2 separate regions of the Homo sapiens genome follow, and region 2 is linked to region 1. The links are chromatin loops, found by intact Hi-C in ENCODE. Cell type or tissue: adrenal gland. All regions are shown on one strand. Links, peaks and the distances in the headings refer to the core of each region. The heading gives the core; the rest is flanking DNA.

The links. Peaks named below come from ENCODE experiments on the same cell type or tissue, not always from the same donor. Only the 100,000 strongest peaks of a DNase experiment are listed, where the experiment ranks them.
Region 2: a loop joins it to region 1, with 8 times the contacts of the local background. A loop is called at or near these places in 7 of 110 quality-filtered maps.

The regions. Positions count from the first base shown.
Region 1 is chr18:55,988,895-55,997,239 of GRCh38, forward strand. LINC03092 (long intergenic non-protein coding RNA 3092) reads left to right here and starts at 7,317. Exons shown (of 2, transcript XR_001753454.2): 1 at 7,317-8,345. In adrenal gland, for the core only: no CTCF peak of the experiment used is centred there; no DNase peak of the experiment used is centred there.
Region 2 is chr18:56,038,292-56,046,636 of GRCh38, forward strand. All of the region lies in intron 6 of LINC03069 (long intergenic non-protein coding RNA 3069), which reads right to left. It overlaps LINC01905 (long intergenic non-protein coding RNA 1905), which reads left to right and starts at 3,987. Exons shown (of 3, transcript NR_146511.1): 1 at 3,987-4,053. In adrenal gland, for the core only: no CTCF peak of the experiment used is centred there; no DNase peak of the experiment used is centred there.

The DNA.
Region 1 (8,345 bases), core at 225-8,224:
CAAGCAGACTCAGAAACAGGAAAGACTAATTAAAGTTCAGTAGCCTTTCCCAGGTGTATGTTTTCTGGACCTCAGGCATAAAAAGCTGGACCAGTTGCCTCCTTTTCCCAAAGAAATCAAGGAAAAATAAATGTGCCAATGACATCTACAAGGCTTACTAGAAGCAGAAAAAAAGACAAACTTTCTCTGATAGGGTCATGTAGAAAACCAACCTAAACAAGAATCACTAGTATAAGGGCACTTTTTAACCCAACTAATATGGAAAATTGTATAGCTTTTTTGATACTGTATATCATAAATTTGAAATATATATTTTTAAATGCCTTGAGTTCAACTCAGTTTTTTAGTTACTTCCATTTAAATAATTTTGGAACTTTTACATAATTTTATGTAACAGCCTCATAAAAATTCCCAATTTTGAGATATCTGATTATATCTTAACCAGCAGCCTACAGTTACACTGTTATATAATGATCCTTTCAATTCTACAGATAATGCGTTATCTGTAGATAATACATTATATTCTTTGTTAGTTTAAAAATAAGCTAGCAAAATGTTTAAAAATGCAAAGAAAAAAATCACACAATCTTTTTTATATCCTTTAAAAAATAAAACCATATTTTATATAGTTGCCATCATACTGTAATTGTAATTGTGTCTTTTTTCACTTAGCATTATGTAATAAACATTTCCTTAATGCCATAATGTTTTATAATTATCATTCCAATAATTCTATAATATTTCATCTAATAGAAATCATCTAAGTGAATAATTTTTATATTACTAGACATTATTTTATAGTTTTAAAATAAACAGTGCACTAATGAATATTTTAAATAAATACCTTTAGATTATTTTTTAACAAGAAATTCCCACAAGTAGAGTTGTTGGGTCAAAAGGCATGGATATAACTCTTGACACACATGGCGAAAAATTTTGGTGATAGATAGCCAACATCAATTTTTGTCTTCTTACTAGGAGTACCCTTTTTCTATCCCAGGTGTCTATCATTTTCTATTCAGCCACATACTTCAAGGAAACGTGGACTCATCTTCAAGCACAATGGTTAGAAAAAGCCCACCATGGTAATTCCATTCCCACTATCAGTGATTGGCTTAGAAAAGAGAATATGACTTAATTTTATTTAATAATTGGTGAATGAAAATTTGCCGGGGTGATTTCAGGGGATGGTTTCTTAGATGTTAAAAACAGATTTAAGGATAAGACCACCCTTTTTAAAATTTCTGTTATTGGTGGATAAGGATGTGATGCCTAGAACTATAGCAGTCACCGTGTGATGTTGAAGAGAACTAGCTCACAAGCACATGACACAGAAGAAAGACAGAAAGAAACTCAGTCCTTGTAACCTGTTGAACCACTAAATTAACGCCCTTACATTTCTCTCCTTCTGGAATCCTTATCATGTGAAATTACAGGGTTTTTGTTGTTGTTGTTGTGTAAGTGAATTGAATTGGACTTTCTATTATGTGTAATGAAAACTTCCAAAATTATTAATCATATTGTGCAATTAGTTCCCAAAGGGTGGCAGCAATTCTCCTATCAGCAATGTGTTGATGTATGTTTCATAGCAATACACACACACACACACACACACACACACACATATATATATATAAACATCCACATATATACATAAACATATATAAACTGATGGGATATGTATATTTAAGATTTGCTAAGTTAAGTTGGTTAAATTTAAAATGTTATCTTTCATTATTTCTTCTGCATTTCTGTGTTCAATAACAAAGTTGTATTCCAACTGTTAGGTTTAAAGACACAATGCTTTTTACTACTACTAGGGAATAGAGTTGTTTTTGATGTGCTGCTGCTGCTGCTTCTTTTTTTTTTTTTTTTTTTTTTTTTTGAGACAGTGTCTTGCTCTGTTACCCAGTATGGAGTGTGCAGTGGTGCAGTATCAGCTTACAGCAACCTCTGCCTCCTGGGTTCAAAAGATTCTCGTGCCTCAGCCTCCCAAGTAGCTGGGACTACAGGTGTGCACCACCATGCCCAGCTAATTTTTATATTTTTAGTAGAGACGGGTTTTTGCCATGTTGGCCAGGCTGGTCTTAAACTCCTAGCCTCAAGCGATCCACCCATTTCAGCCTCCCAAAGTCCTGGAATTACAGGCCTGAGCCACCGTGCCCAGCCTGTTGTGCTTCTTTATGTTACGAATGGATGACCAGAGCCATTTGCAAAAATTTGAATAATTATATCAGAGGTACACAAAAATTTGAAATAAAATCCCTTTTTTTTTGTTTTTTGAGATGGAGTCTCACTTTGTCGCCCAGGCTGGAGTGCAGTGGCACGATTTTGGCTCACTTTAATCTCTGCCTCCCACATTCAAGTGATTCTACTGCCTCAGCCTCCCAAGTAGCCAGGACTACAGGCACGTGCCACCAAACCCGGCTAATTTTTTGTATTATTAGTAGAGACGGGGTTTCACTGTGTTAGCTAGTATGGTCTCGATCTCATGGCCTTGTGATCCGCCGGCCTTGGCCTCCCAAAGTGCTGGGATTATAGGCATGAGCCACCGTGCCTGGCCTAAAATCCCATTTTATCAAAATATTCTTGATACCATAACCACTGTCCAGCCTTCAAACATTTTTTTTTATTTCTAATAGCTCTAATTTCCATATCTGTTTGTAGGTTCACATTAAAAAGAGAAGGAGCTGGTAGTTCTCATCTCTAGCTGAGCAGTAATTGTATAGGAATATAGATTAGATTTCTTTTGTTTGGTAGTAACTATATTTTTGAGATTATCTTGAATCATAATTCAAGGAATTTTCCAAACAGAACATTTCTAATGTTTTGTATTACAACTGCATCTGTTCTATAAAGAATAGAATTTAAGATGTTAATAACTGGAGGTAGCTATTAAATAAATATTGTCCAACATGATAAATAAATGTGACAGATCTAAAAATGCTACTATTCTTCTAGGAAAAAATTTAAAGAAATAAATGGATAAAATATTTTTTGTTATTTTATAGTCTTTACTACTTATTTTAATGGATAATTAAATACTTATAAATACATTAAATACTTTAATGACTACTTAAAGGATACCTATATCATTTTGAGTAAAAGATAAATATTACAATCCACATGTTTCAACCGCAAAGAATAATAAAGAGGTAGGATGGGATGTGACACGATCATGCCAGGATATAGTGACTCCTGGCCTTTGGGGACACCCTGCGTTGAAGAGAAAATGATCTTGTGTGATCATGCTAACAGGTATGAACTTCTCTGCAACACTCAGGTTACAATATTTCATACTTCCTATCTTTCCACAAATCCACTTAACCTGGCTTGAGGCTGCATGGTCCAGATGGACAGGATTATGTGCCAGCCAAGAACACAGGGGTCTTAAATGGTACCCAGTGAAGCCCACTGGCCTTCCACTTTTGAACAGGAAAGATCCCTGGTTCCAGGCAGTGGATGCCATCCTTCTTGCTGCTAGATTTGGATCGTAATCCTGAAAAACACAATCCCAAACACCATAATCCTGAATTTGAAATCTCCAAAGATCAAAATCCATAAACTGTAATATCACTCACTTTGAAAATCTGGAAAATCACAATCGTAAAATAGTTACATCTTGTTAGACCAACTCTCATGGGCCATCTCCATGCCATTGTCCATAATCTAACCTTGTAATCCACTGCTTCATATGTTGAATTTTCTTTACAGTTTTTTTCTTTTTAGGATTTTTTTTTTTACTACTTTAAATTGTCAGCATTATTTTTCTACATTTTTCTATGCTTTGTATTTCATCTTCATATTACTTACAATACTGGAGGTATAAATTGTGTAAAGAATTTTAGAGAGCTCAGATTCATTTTATGAATTTTTAACAAATTTGGCTCCACCAAAGTGCATTATGATAATGTTGACTTTGTGTTCAAGTATTGTGCATGTATATAAAAATGCTGAGACTTCCTTAATAAATGAAGAGATGTCCTTTTTGTACATCTGCATTTGTGAAAGGCTCGTGATCTGGACTCTTTGGGTGACTGCATATGTAGTGGTGACCCATCCAGTTTCTGATCAATTTCATTAAAAGACTTAAGTGGTTTGTCACCATATTGCAGATGATGGCAGTATTAAGTTGGGTGCACACAATTACCAACCATAGTGATAGGTGATAACACATTTCCCTTTTTGACCAATGTCTTTATGAATACGGTTCATCTGTTCATCTGCCCACAACTGTTATACCCATGCCATTGTCGTTAGTGCACCTGACTGCTCCTGCTTGCAAAATATGTATGTTGCCATTGCCTCTTTTATTCTGTAAAGTGGCCTATGAATGTTCTGTCCTGTTTTTATATGTTTCTCAGATAAGTCCTCCTTTAAAATGTAAATAAATACGTTTTAAAGAAACTTTTTTTTTTGAGACAGAATCTTGCTCTATCCCCCAGGCTGGAGTGCAGTGGCATGGTCTAGGTTCACTGCAACCTCTGCCTCCCAGTTCAAGTGATTCTCATACCTCAACCTCCCGAATAGCTGGGATTACAGGTGCCCACCACCATGCCTGGCTAATTTTTGTATTTTTAGTAGAGATGGGGTTTTGCCATGTTGAGCAGTCTGGTCTTGAACTCCTGACTTCGGGCGATCTGCCTGCTTCGGCTTCCCAAAGTGCCGGGATTACAGGCATGAGCCAGCGTGCCTGGCCATTTTAAATAATTTTTAATGATTTTTTCCAGAATTATATATTTTCAAGATTTTCTTTTAGGGTTTCAGCATTCGTGATTATGGCATTTGGAATTTTGTCTTTCAGGATTATGATTGGCTTGCCTTGCTGCCACATAGAGTGGTTCTCCAGTCCTGCTTCTCCTGAGTGGGCCTGGCATTGCTAGTCTAGGCTGAGATAATTTGCCACTTTTCCCATTTTTACAGGTAGGCAGGCTTGGTACTCCAAGTAGGGCAATTCTCCTGGGATGTCCACTTCTTTCTTGCCCCTTTGAGTCAAGTTACTCCCTGCCTCATATTTCCCAGACCACTGCGCTTGGTGTTGAGATGCGCTTTCTGCTGTGAAGGCCTGTGAATCCAATTACAGCTTTCATCCAGAGTTCCAGCTGCTTTCCTTTATATTCCAGAAATACAATGGATCAGTCCACTGTTTTAGACTTTCCAAACTTCACTAGGTCACGTTGCCAGTGCAATGCTCTTACTACCATTGGGGAGTAGTAGGGAGTAGAATTGGTTTTGATGTGCCTTATGTTATGAATGGATGATCTGAGCTATTTGCAAAGATTTGCATAATCATTACATACATTATATACAATCAACCCACATATTCACTTATCCTAAAGCAAATTGAGCTGAAAACAGAACTTCAGTTTTGAACACTTTCTCTCCCTGCCCCCATTCCAGATCCTCTTATTTCGTGTCTGGGAATGCACCACTACACATTCATGTGCCCAAACCTGAAACTTGAGCATCTTTCCTATCTACTCCTTTCCCTTTATACTTCCCATCTAATCACTTACCAATCCCCATCCTTCTATTTCATTTCTCATATATATATATATATATATATATACATATTTTGCTACATCCTCAACACCTCATCTTATTCATTCATTCTTTCGTCTCTGAATTCCTAATACAGGCTCCTAAACAGGTCTCGCTGCTTGATAATCTCAGCCCCTTCCAACTCATATTCCACAATTCTTTCAGTGATCTTGTAAGAATATAGGTCTTATCGTGTCACTTCCTTCTCAAAGTCCAGTTTTGAGTCCTTCGTGTGTTCGGCATGTGATCTGGACTCTGACTTGGCATTTAAGGCACCATGTGATGTAGCTCCCATCTATGCTTCCAGTTCACCTCCCTCCCATTCTGTTCCCCTGCCATCTTTAATTACTAGCAGCCACCAAATGCACCAGGTGGTATCATGCCTCCTTGCTTTTGAGCAGTTTGCTTTTACTAGGATGCCCCCCTCCTGTACTATTTTTTCTAGTTTCTTAAAAACTCTTTGACTATTAGTTCTTCCCAAATGCATTTCCCATCTCACCTTCATCTATGCCTCCATTGCACTTATCTCCATAACTGCCTTTTGCTCCTATTAGATTATGAGTAGGGATTATGTTTTGTTTTGTTGTCTAACACATATGAATAACCCTAATTATAATGATTTCTTAGCACTTGCATGCTTTTTCACTCAGCCATGAAAATAATGGCTGCATAGTTGCCTCATATATTTAATTTAACATATTAAGTTATTCATTTTAACTCATACTTACCTTATCAGGTAAGCTACTGTTATTTTTATTTTCATTTTGTAAAATGAAGGTGCAGATTGCTTAGGAAGTTTCCCCAAGTTACACAGTTGCTAAGTGACAGAGCCAGGATTTGAACTGAGACATCTGACTCCAGAGGTCACTTTCTTGTTCATGCTGCTTGAGGGCTGCCCTGGGTGCTTGATAAATATCTCATTTGTGGACATTAAGATGGGAGTAAGAACTTTGGGAAGATACTCCTTACCCTTCTAGACCATTTGTACCTCTTAAAAGAGGCAAAATGTTTAAGCTGGTACTGGGACCTTTTCCCACTTATGGCTTTCTCCTCATGAGTCCATAGTGTAGTATGTACCTTCCTTTACTCTCTGACCCTTCGCATGATCAGTGTTTTCTTTCTTAGAACATAATCCAATACCCTTACAATCATGATAATGATGATGCGAGTTAACATTTCCAGGATGTTGACTGTATCATATTAAAAAATTTACCACTGACAGTAGAATAAAGCCCCTATAGACCTTGGTAAAGAAATTTTAAACAAAATTTGTTGTATGTATTCATGCCATAAAGGCAACAATCCCCACTGCTTGCATGCAAGCTGCCCTTTTTGGGATTTTAAGCTTCTTCCTGCTGTCATCGGGATGTAAAGGCTGACTTGATCCTTTTTTGACTAGCCCCAGCCTGCACCCCTCAGAAACCTGACTTAATTTTCTCTCCTACCACCACTCAGTCCCACACCTGGGGAAGCCACAATGCAATTAATAGTTGCATTACTTAGGGAAATTATTCAATCTTGCTGAGCCACAGTTTCTGTCTCAGTTTTTTTTCTGTTGTTGTTTGTTTTGTTTTTTTGAGATAGGGTCTCATTCTGTCACCCAGGCTGGAATGCAATTGCATGATTATAGCTCACTGCAGACTCGATTTCCCAGACTCAAGAGATCCTCTTGCCTCAGCTCCTGAGTAGCTAAGACTACAGGTGCATGCTTCCATGCCTGGATAAACTTATAAAATTTTTTGTAGTGATATGGTCTCACTATATTACCCAGTTTGGTCTGGAAATCCTGGCCTCAAGTGATCTTCCTGCCTCAGCCTCCCAAAGTTCTGGGATTACAGGTGTGAGCCACCCGCTCTGGCACTTACCTCTTTCAAATGAGAGTAACAATTATTCCTGCTTCATAGAGTCACCTCCTCTGGTCTGTCTTCCCTGACCCTGTCATCTCAGGAAAGAATTAACCTCCTCTTCATTTTAGTGCTTATCTACTTTGCTCGGACCAATGTGTGCGTCACACTCTACTGTAATTGTTTGTTTATTTGTCTGCCCCACCTACTGAATAGTTAATATCTCAAGGACAGGGACAATATCATAGTTTTGAGTCCCTTATCCCTAGATCACCTGTTGGACTGAATTTCCACAACTACCACCCACCTTTCTCGAGAGTCTCTCAATTGTAGCTGCTTTACATCCATAAAGCCACCCACATCATCCACTTGGATTTCAAATCACTTGAGTAAAACTGAGGGGGTAACATACTAGGGATCCTACTCACCTTAGACAGGAGAACACAGAAATGCTTCTGGTCATGGTATTCAAGCTTTGTCCCATCAAACCATACTAACCAGGCCATCCTAAGTCTAAGGGATGGACAAGAACTTCTGCTGATGATTCAGCCAAAATATCTATGACATCTTACAAGAGGTTTCCATTTCTACACCAGAATTTAGACAGGAGGTGAACTGTGAGTTGATTTCCGGAAGAGTGGCTCTGAATGGGGGGCGGGGTTGTTGGAGACATGCTGTCGAGAGGTGTCTGAGTCTGCAGAATTTGTGATGATAGCCGGTTCCTTGGATAGTACTCTTCCTCATCCTCTTCCAAATCTCATGGTCTATTACAGCTTAGGTGTCCAGAGATTCGTTTGTGCTGAATATTATTTGGAACATTGAATCAAGCATACATCTTTTTAATAGTTAGGGTTATCCCTCTCTCCGGGGATAATTTCACCTGGGACATTGAGGAAATGGAGCTTGGAGTATGTGCACTTCCTGTCATCAAAGAGAGGAGGAGAGGGCGAGCACATTCCG
Region 2 (8,345 bases), core at 327-8,326, 49 kb after region 1:
GGTGCCCATCCCCCCAAAAAAGTCTAATTAGTGTTCGTCTATTGGAGAGGAAGCTGAGCATGCTGCTCCACCACTGCCAAATGAAATTAAGGCCCAATTATTGATAAATGAAGAGTGGTTTGTGCTGGAGCCTGGCCTGGAGTCGCGGAAATACATCTGTCATTTGGCCTGCGCAGGAGTCATTCATGTGTGACATAGCATCCTGTGCATTTATCATGCATCTGTAGATTTTTGTTTTAATTCAGTTAGCTGTCTAACTAGATTCAGTGCTGGATGCCTCGAATGGAGTCAGGATTTGGACTGACAGATGCAATTCTAGTCTGAAATGGTGTGTGACAGGACTAGCTATCCTGCATATTAATTATTATTGAAACCATTATAGGCAGAGCTTTTGCACAAATGGTCGATTCGGTTATCTGTTTTGTGGCTTCTATAGTTAACAATTGCCCAGTTGCTCCAGGGCAGGTAGGAGACATGCTGGATCAATGAACCATTGTTGTTAAGTGCACTTACTATTACCATGAAAATTAGAATGGAGGTGCTTGAAAGGCAGGAATGAAAATGCCCCTGCCTTACCATTATGCAAATTACAAATTCTATAAATGAGATAAGTGGGGAGAGAAACACTTTTCATAAATCTTAACTAGGTAAAAGAGTTTATTAAGTCCATTGTCAAAAACAAATTGAAAACAAACATTTGTTAAATTGATTAAAAAAAAGAAAAAAAGGAAAGCAAGAAAAGAAATGTCTGCCGGGCTGTTCCCAACCTAACCCCTCTACACAATGCTTAGTTTGGTAGCATGCTAAGGTTTAATTTAAAGTTCTTGTCATTTTATCATTCAGTTGCATAAAATGTTGAAAATAACCATTATCTTCAAAAAGAAGCCAGTAATGCAATTCTTATCCAAAGTTCTGAGAAAATATTTTCTGAGGAGGACTTTAATGAGACCAGTTCCAAGGAAGGACAACCATCCTGTCTCAACCTCCGTGGTTCTCCTTTGTTTTTTACATATTTGACATATATCCTAGTTATTCCCCCAACTCTTTCTTATTTCAATCATCCAGTGAACTTTGGTGAGCCCTGCAAAAAACATTCCCATCACAGAGGATTGATTGAGGTAAATGTTGCTGAAACTTACGGTGTTCCTTGCCATTTGCTTATCAACCTCATGTATATGAATTATGTGATCGCAAACTGTGAGTTCTGTTTCTGGCACAGCACAAATTACACACTTTCACTCCTTAAAGAATTTATAAAGTTGCTGAGGATTTTGATACAGCAAAATACAAAATGGTAACACAATGAAATGTACTATTTTGCATTAAAGAGAAAATTCATGGCGGAGTTAAACTAAGAATGATGAATTTGCATCTTTTAAAAAAAATCATATTTGTTAAGGGACATTTCATTTTGGTATTTCAGGTCCAAAGAAGCTTCTACTCTCTTAAATAATTAAAAATTTGCATCTTAGAATAAATGCTTTTTCATCTGATGTTTAAAAATGAGGTGCTTAAAAAGAACCCGGCTTCAATTTAAAAGTTCAATGGCTTGATTATGATATTGGGTTACAAGATTTTCGCTGTTAAAGATCATCTTGAATAAAAGAGCAAATTAGAAAGCAATGATATATCTTGGTATTAATAGATCTTAAAATATTAATAGTCACAATATTCAGGAAATATAAGTAAATTTTGACTACAGTTTGGAAGCTATTATCATTTTTGCGTGATTAGCTACTGCAACTTATAATGTTTGCTTCACTGCTTTATTTCTTTCAATAGCTTTTTTTTTTAATGAGACTCCAAAAACTTAATTATGGCTTATGCAAATATCATTTGAGGGAAAAGAGGGTAATATTAAATCTTTAAAAGCTTTGTTAGGTTAAATGCTAGGAAATTCGTTGTAGGTATTAATGGCATTCAGAGGAAAAATTGAATGGAAGTGAGGGGGGCTTCTGGAGAGCTTCCTCATCCTTCCTTAAAATCACCTATGTGGATCAGTTCTTTCCAACTTTTTTTTTTTTTTTTTTTTTTTTTTTTGAGACGGAGTCTTCCTCTGTCACCTAGGCTGGAGTGCAGTGACGCGGTATTAGCTCACTGCAAGCTCCGCCTCGTGGGTTCACGCCATTCTCCTGCCTCAGCCTCCCAAGTAGCTGGGACTATAGGTGCCAGCCACCGAGCTCGGCTGATTTTTTTTTTTTTGTATTTTTAGTAGAGACGGGGTTTCACCGTGGTCTCGATCTCTTGACCTTGTGATCCGCCCGCCTCCGCCTCCCAAAGTGCTGAGATTACAGGCGTGAGCCACCGCGCCCGGTCAGTTCTTTCCAACTTTTTAATCAAAGATGAGTATTTTCCAAACCTGGAGGGAAAAAAAGAGTTAAAAGAGAGTTTTTGCCTGTGACTTATGTACAGATCAGAAGTCAAATTAAGCCCATTCTTTGCCAAAACTGCTGTAAATGAACACTTGAAGTATGTGGCTACTCTCTTAATAGGCATAATGCAAAACTTCTATTTTTTTATTGAATCATCTACTTTTTTTCTATATTGACTGGATCTCCAATAGTGTGTAAAACCTACAGAAAAATAAACAGGTGAATTAGAGTAACCATCAGGTTTAACTAAGATGCTAAAATTAAAATGTTTTTCTGGGAAGATATGAAGTTAAAAATACGCTACATATTTTTAAAGTACCCATAGCCTACTGAGCACTGCACTTGAAGAATGCTTAATATCATGAAGTTGCCAAATGATACAAACAAAAGTAATGTTTGAGAAGGATGGGAATAAAATGGCAGGAAGAAGGGGAGGACAGGGTCAGAAAAGAAGCAGACAGAAAAGGACAGATTGGATTATATGCCTCTAGAGCAGTGATTCCCAGCTGTCTGACTTTGGACCACTACTAGCCTATGAACATTCACTAGCCTGCTGCTAAAAGAAATAAAAGTTTGGAGAAGGAAAACCTTTTTCTCTACTTTCTTAAGTTCAGTACCTGGAGGCCTGTGAATTAAACTTACAAAAGACAAGTTAATAGGAGAAAAAGAACACAGTTTGTATTAATATTTACACCCATGAGAGTTCACATACAAAAAGATAAAATGCAAACAAGTGATTAGACTTGGGGGCTTATACACCATTTTAACAAAGGAAAGGAGCGTGAGCATCAAGTGACATTAAGTTGTGGAGAAGTGACTAGGAAACATGGGGAGGAACTAATGGAAGATAAGATTTTAGTAAGATCTGTTTATGTAAACTCACCTTAATGTTAACTCTGGTCTTTCATGTTAAGAGCTGCTATTCTTTCTCTTGGGTAAGAGAGAACCTTCTTCAAAGGGAAATTTATGTACAGCTTTTTAGGCAGAAAAGGAGAGGACAGTAAACTCTTCCTGCATTTCTTGATTCTTAATTGGCTTCAGCTCACAATAATCCTTATGCCAAAGTGGCATATTTGAGGGTGAGATATTCTGATCTCCTTCAGAATATAATACTCTGTTTTAAAAAATGATGATACATACTTTCAGTTAACTTAGCTGTCTTTTAGTCTCAGAGTTTGTTTTCTACATTTTCAGCTTTTAAAAAAACTTTCTGTCATGGAAACGTGTTTGTAATCAGTGGTATTCTTTTTCTCTAATGTCTCTACTAGGCAAGGTAAAACCCTGGTGACTTTAATACATTCCTTTGATTGATTTTATTTTATTTTATTTTTTGTTTCAATAGTCCATGATTTCTCAAACAGTTGGTGCAATAGTTTAAATGTTTGTCCTCTCCCTAACACACGTTAAAATTTAATTGCCATTGTCACAGTATTAAGAGGAAGGACCTTTAAGAAGTGATTAGGCCATGGTGGTTCTTCCCTCATGAATAGATCAATGCTATTATCGTGGAAGTGGGCTTGTTATTGCAGGAGTAGGTTCCTTACAAAAGGATGAGTTCAGCCTCCTTTTGCCTCTTTCTCTCCCTCATTCTCTTTTTGCCCTTCTTTCATGGGATGATGCAGCAAGAAGGCCCTTGCCAGATGCCAGCAACTTGATATTGAACTTCTCATCCTCCAGAATGGTGAGCCAATAAATTCCTGTTCATTATGAATTACTCAGCCTGTGGTATTCTAACAGCACAAAATGGATGAAGGCACCTGGAAACAGTGTTCTAAGGCAGTGCCTCCAGAGGAAATATTAATAATAGCCATCTTTATTGAGTCCTTGCTATGCTTCAGACAATATGCAGAGAGTTCCGTGTATTCTCTTTAACATTAATACTGATCCTAACAGATAGACAGTGTTGTCCTGATTTAATAAATGAAGAAAGCAACTTAACAGAAGTTAAGTTGCTTGCCCATGGTGACATAACCATAGGATGACCTTATCATCTACCATTTAAACTGTACACATTTTAAAGTGAAAGACGGCAATATTAACAATTACACCAGGATAACAGATACAGCAAGGTCTTTCCAGGACAACATAGACCATAGAGTCATCCTACAGAACTACTGTATAAGCCAGAATTTAAATCAGATTGCATCTAAAGCCCATAATGCTCTTCCCATGTTTTAAGCTGCCTCTGGAAGTTTCTGTATTTAAATAAAAAAATAAAGAGATCTATTTTGAAGAAACTGAATTCATAGAACTTTATGATACCAAGATACACAAAATAATAATTCAGTCAACAATCCAAGATGATTTGTACCACAGGACGTCTACCACCAATGGTGGTTTTATGAGTGGTGTAAGGATGAAAAGGAGATAATGTGTGTGGGACACGGGCTTGTATCAGAGCTATGTGTTAATGCCTGCTCTTAAGAGAGGAATTCATTTTCCATATGCAGAAGTTAAATGAGTGTAATGGTTTTGTGAGATTCTGACTTCATCTAATGGTGCAGCCAGGACAAAGATAGGGAGAGATTCCCTGGTGGTGAGTTACAGCAGCCAGCAACACAACCCCAGAAATGGGTCTGAGACTAAAAGAGTCTAGCACTATCAAAAAGAAATAGAAAGTCTGGCAATTATTTGCCTTGAATAGGAGCCCTAATATATACTGTAGTTAATAGTGTGTTCTTAACTTTCCCTCTGTTATCTGTGAAAAATGCAGGCAAAAACTGTGTGTCCCAAATAGATCAAGATGATTGTTGGGAACAGAGCTTAATTCCACTAAATCAAAATGATGCCTCATCACTTCCATCTCCCCAATGTTGTAATGAATGAGTGCCATTAAACTTTGAGGTCTACTCCCAATTCTCCCACCTGCACTGTGACCTATAACTTTTTAATTTTGAGAGAAAGGCTCTTCCCTTGCCAGAAAGTGCTTTCTGTTTGTGAAAGAGTATGTAAAACAGCACCAGGTGAAGAATGACTTTTTCACCCAGTCTTGAAACCATCACAAAGAGACAAATTTTGCTGCTTTTGCTTCGTGTGTGAATTTTTTTTTTTCTACACAGCTCTATTCATTGCCTAAAACAATGGGGCCAGTGTTGGCCAGCAAAGAATAGTGCTATTCATGCGCCCTGTACCCTGCACAGTGCCTACACTTGTTAGTCTTGGCTGCCCTGTGAGGCTGGCTGCTGGCAAGAAAGTCGGGTCTATGTTGTTGGATGGTGTAGCAGATCAGAGAACGAACACTGGCAGCCAGATTCCCAGATAACCTCAGCTCCTCTAGAAAACTCTTGTTGACATAAGCCTGTGCTTTGAGGGGTGTCTTGGAATTCCAAGAACTTGGGCCAGGTGTGAGGCCAGGTGGTTGTGGTCCCATTCCAGCCATTCCCATCCTCCTGCTACAACCAAAGCAATTTCGTTAGGGGTCAAATGCCTGGTTTAGGAATCAGACACCTGACTTGAATTCTGGCTCCAGGGCTGACTGGCAATAGGACCATAAGCAAGTCTCTTAACTTCTCTGAATCTCTATTCCATCATCTATAGAGAGGGCATATCAATGCCACCTACCTCATGGGGTATCGTGAAATTCAATGACATAGTATTATGCTATGATTTACATGGAATAAATGTTAGCTATTATTGTCATTAATAAGAGACTGATGTAGTGATTACTGTCACTAATGAAAGATTGGTTTAGGGCATCCTCTCTCGGTAGAAAATTAACCACTGTGAAATCATGGGCAACATCATTGAAGTGATGAGTGACTGGAGGGAGGGGAGAAAGAGGACAAGCCTCAGAACCAGGCTGTGCTTGTAGTGCCAAAGTAAAATGTTTTACACAGGGAAGAAAGTGTACACTGGCAGAGGCCACTCTGTTTGTCTCAAGGATTGAACAGAAGACTAATTTGCTTTCATGTGGCTTATTCCAAAGGACAGTTCCATAAATGTATGCTAGAGATGGTCTCATCAGCCTCTTCTCTAGCTCTCCAACCTAGAGTGAGTGCAGCAGAAAACCTGGACCCTATCCTTAATGTGTGTGTGTGTGTGTGTGTGTGTGTGTGTGTGTGTGTGTGTTTTAAGTGAGAAAGTCTCATAGCTCCTGTTTGATTTCTGTGGGGAAGCAAACTGCCAAATTCAGGCAACCTGTGGAAAACTTGCAGAGGCTCTGGTAGATTCTGGGATCGTCAAGGGCAGGATGCCTGCCTACCGTTCTCTAGAATCACCCCAGTGCAGAGCCTGGCAGACTGCTGGAATTGAAATGTGTTATCAAGATTAGTGCTGCAAAGGAACTGCAATTCCAAATCAAATAAAGTCTAAGAGGGATGTAGGGCTGGAAAGAGACCATCTTTCAAGTTCTTTCCAACCCAAGATGTTGTGATTTTTGAAGCTTTCCTTGCAATAGATGTTGTTTAACTACCTTGTGTCTTCTGTGAAGTTGCCACCATGAAAGCTGGACATGTTTGGCACCCACTTCCCTTGGCACAGTTTATATACTTGTACACTTGTTATAGTATCAGCGCTCTAGATTCTGTTAATGCATGACAGGAAGCATAAAGAGTACTAATCACAAGGGCAATTTTCCAGGTTGTATGTACTATAGAGAAAAGATCATATATACTTGGTAATTATCTTTTCTCCATAGCACATATAACCTGGAAAATATATACTTGGTAATTTAAAATGTATACTTGGTAATTTTAGACATTTTAACCATTACTTCTATGAACAGCAGACTTCACTTGTTATAATCACATAATTAGAAGACATTATTGCAGTTCATAAATGAAATTAATTATAATTTTAATTAAATTTTCAAAGGACAATCTAATAAAAGTAGGATTGATTAGAAAATTATCAATGAATTTACAGATTCATTTAAGACATTTATCTCTGTCACTTTTAAATTTCATTGAAATCTGTTAAAAGTGATGGTAGGTATGCCCACAGTAAGATTTCAATAGTCACCATATTGTTTCAAGAGGTAAACAATACCTAAGATGTGTCTTGGTATCTTTCACTGAGTAGTGAATTTTATCAGTCAACTCCTTTGAACATTGTCTTGAAATAAATTGACAGAAAAATATGACCTGTCCAGCGTTCATTTTGAAATCAAAGTCTTGTCTATTTGGCCAGTTACATTTTTCTTGAAAATGGATTTGGATTTCAGATCAAATGTGTGGCTGAGATAAATTTATTGATGGCCTATTTGAGGGTCATTCATGAAACTGATATAGAGCAATTCTAAGTCCTAGCAGAAGCTGAAAAATGTGTGCAACATTTGTGTCTAAAATAAAAGCTTTGGGGCAGGAAGAAGACCTAGTACACATGCTGGATCTGTTGCTTACAAAATGTGGTTAATATTATTTACATTAGACCCACTTTAGTGGTAGCAGCAAAACCTGCGTAGTTTTCATAGTGTTTGATAATTTTCATTTCACAAATGGAAATGACATCATCAAGAAGGAGGGCCTGTAAATCATGCATTCATTCATTCACTCATTCATTTATTCCACGAATACAAAGCTAGACCCTCTATGCAGGATTTGGTTATAAAAGTTATGAAATAGAGTGATACAGTCAGCAGATCCATTCAACTCTACCCTCAAAGTAAATCCAGGATGCAACCCCTTCTTCTCACCACCTCTGCACTTGCTATTCCAGTCTACAGTGTTTTATCTGCCTAAACAATTGCATTAGCTTGCTAGTTTGCCACTCTGCTTCCACTCTTGTTACAACATAGCAACCGGAGATAGTCTTTTTTTTTTCCTTTTGAGACAGAGGTTTGCTCTGTCGTGCAGGCTGGAGTGCAGTGGCAGAGATAGTCTTTTGAAATGTAAGCAAGATCATTTAAACCTTTCAGTGGCATCAAACCTCACTCATAATAATATCCCAGAGTCTTTCCAGAGGCTGGAAAGTCCTTGTGTCATGCTGCCTGGCCCCGTCTCTGAGCCAACTGCCCACTCTGCTCTCATTCCCTCC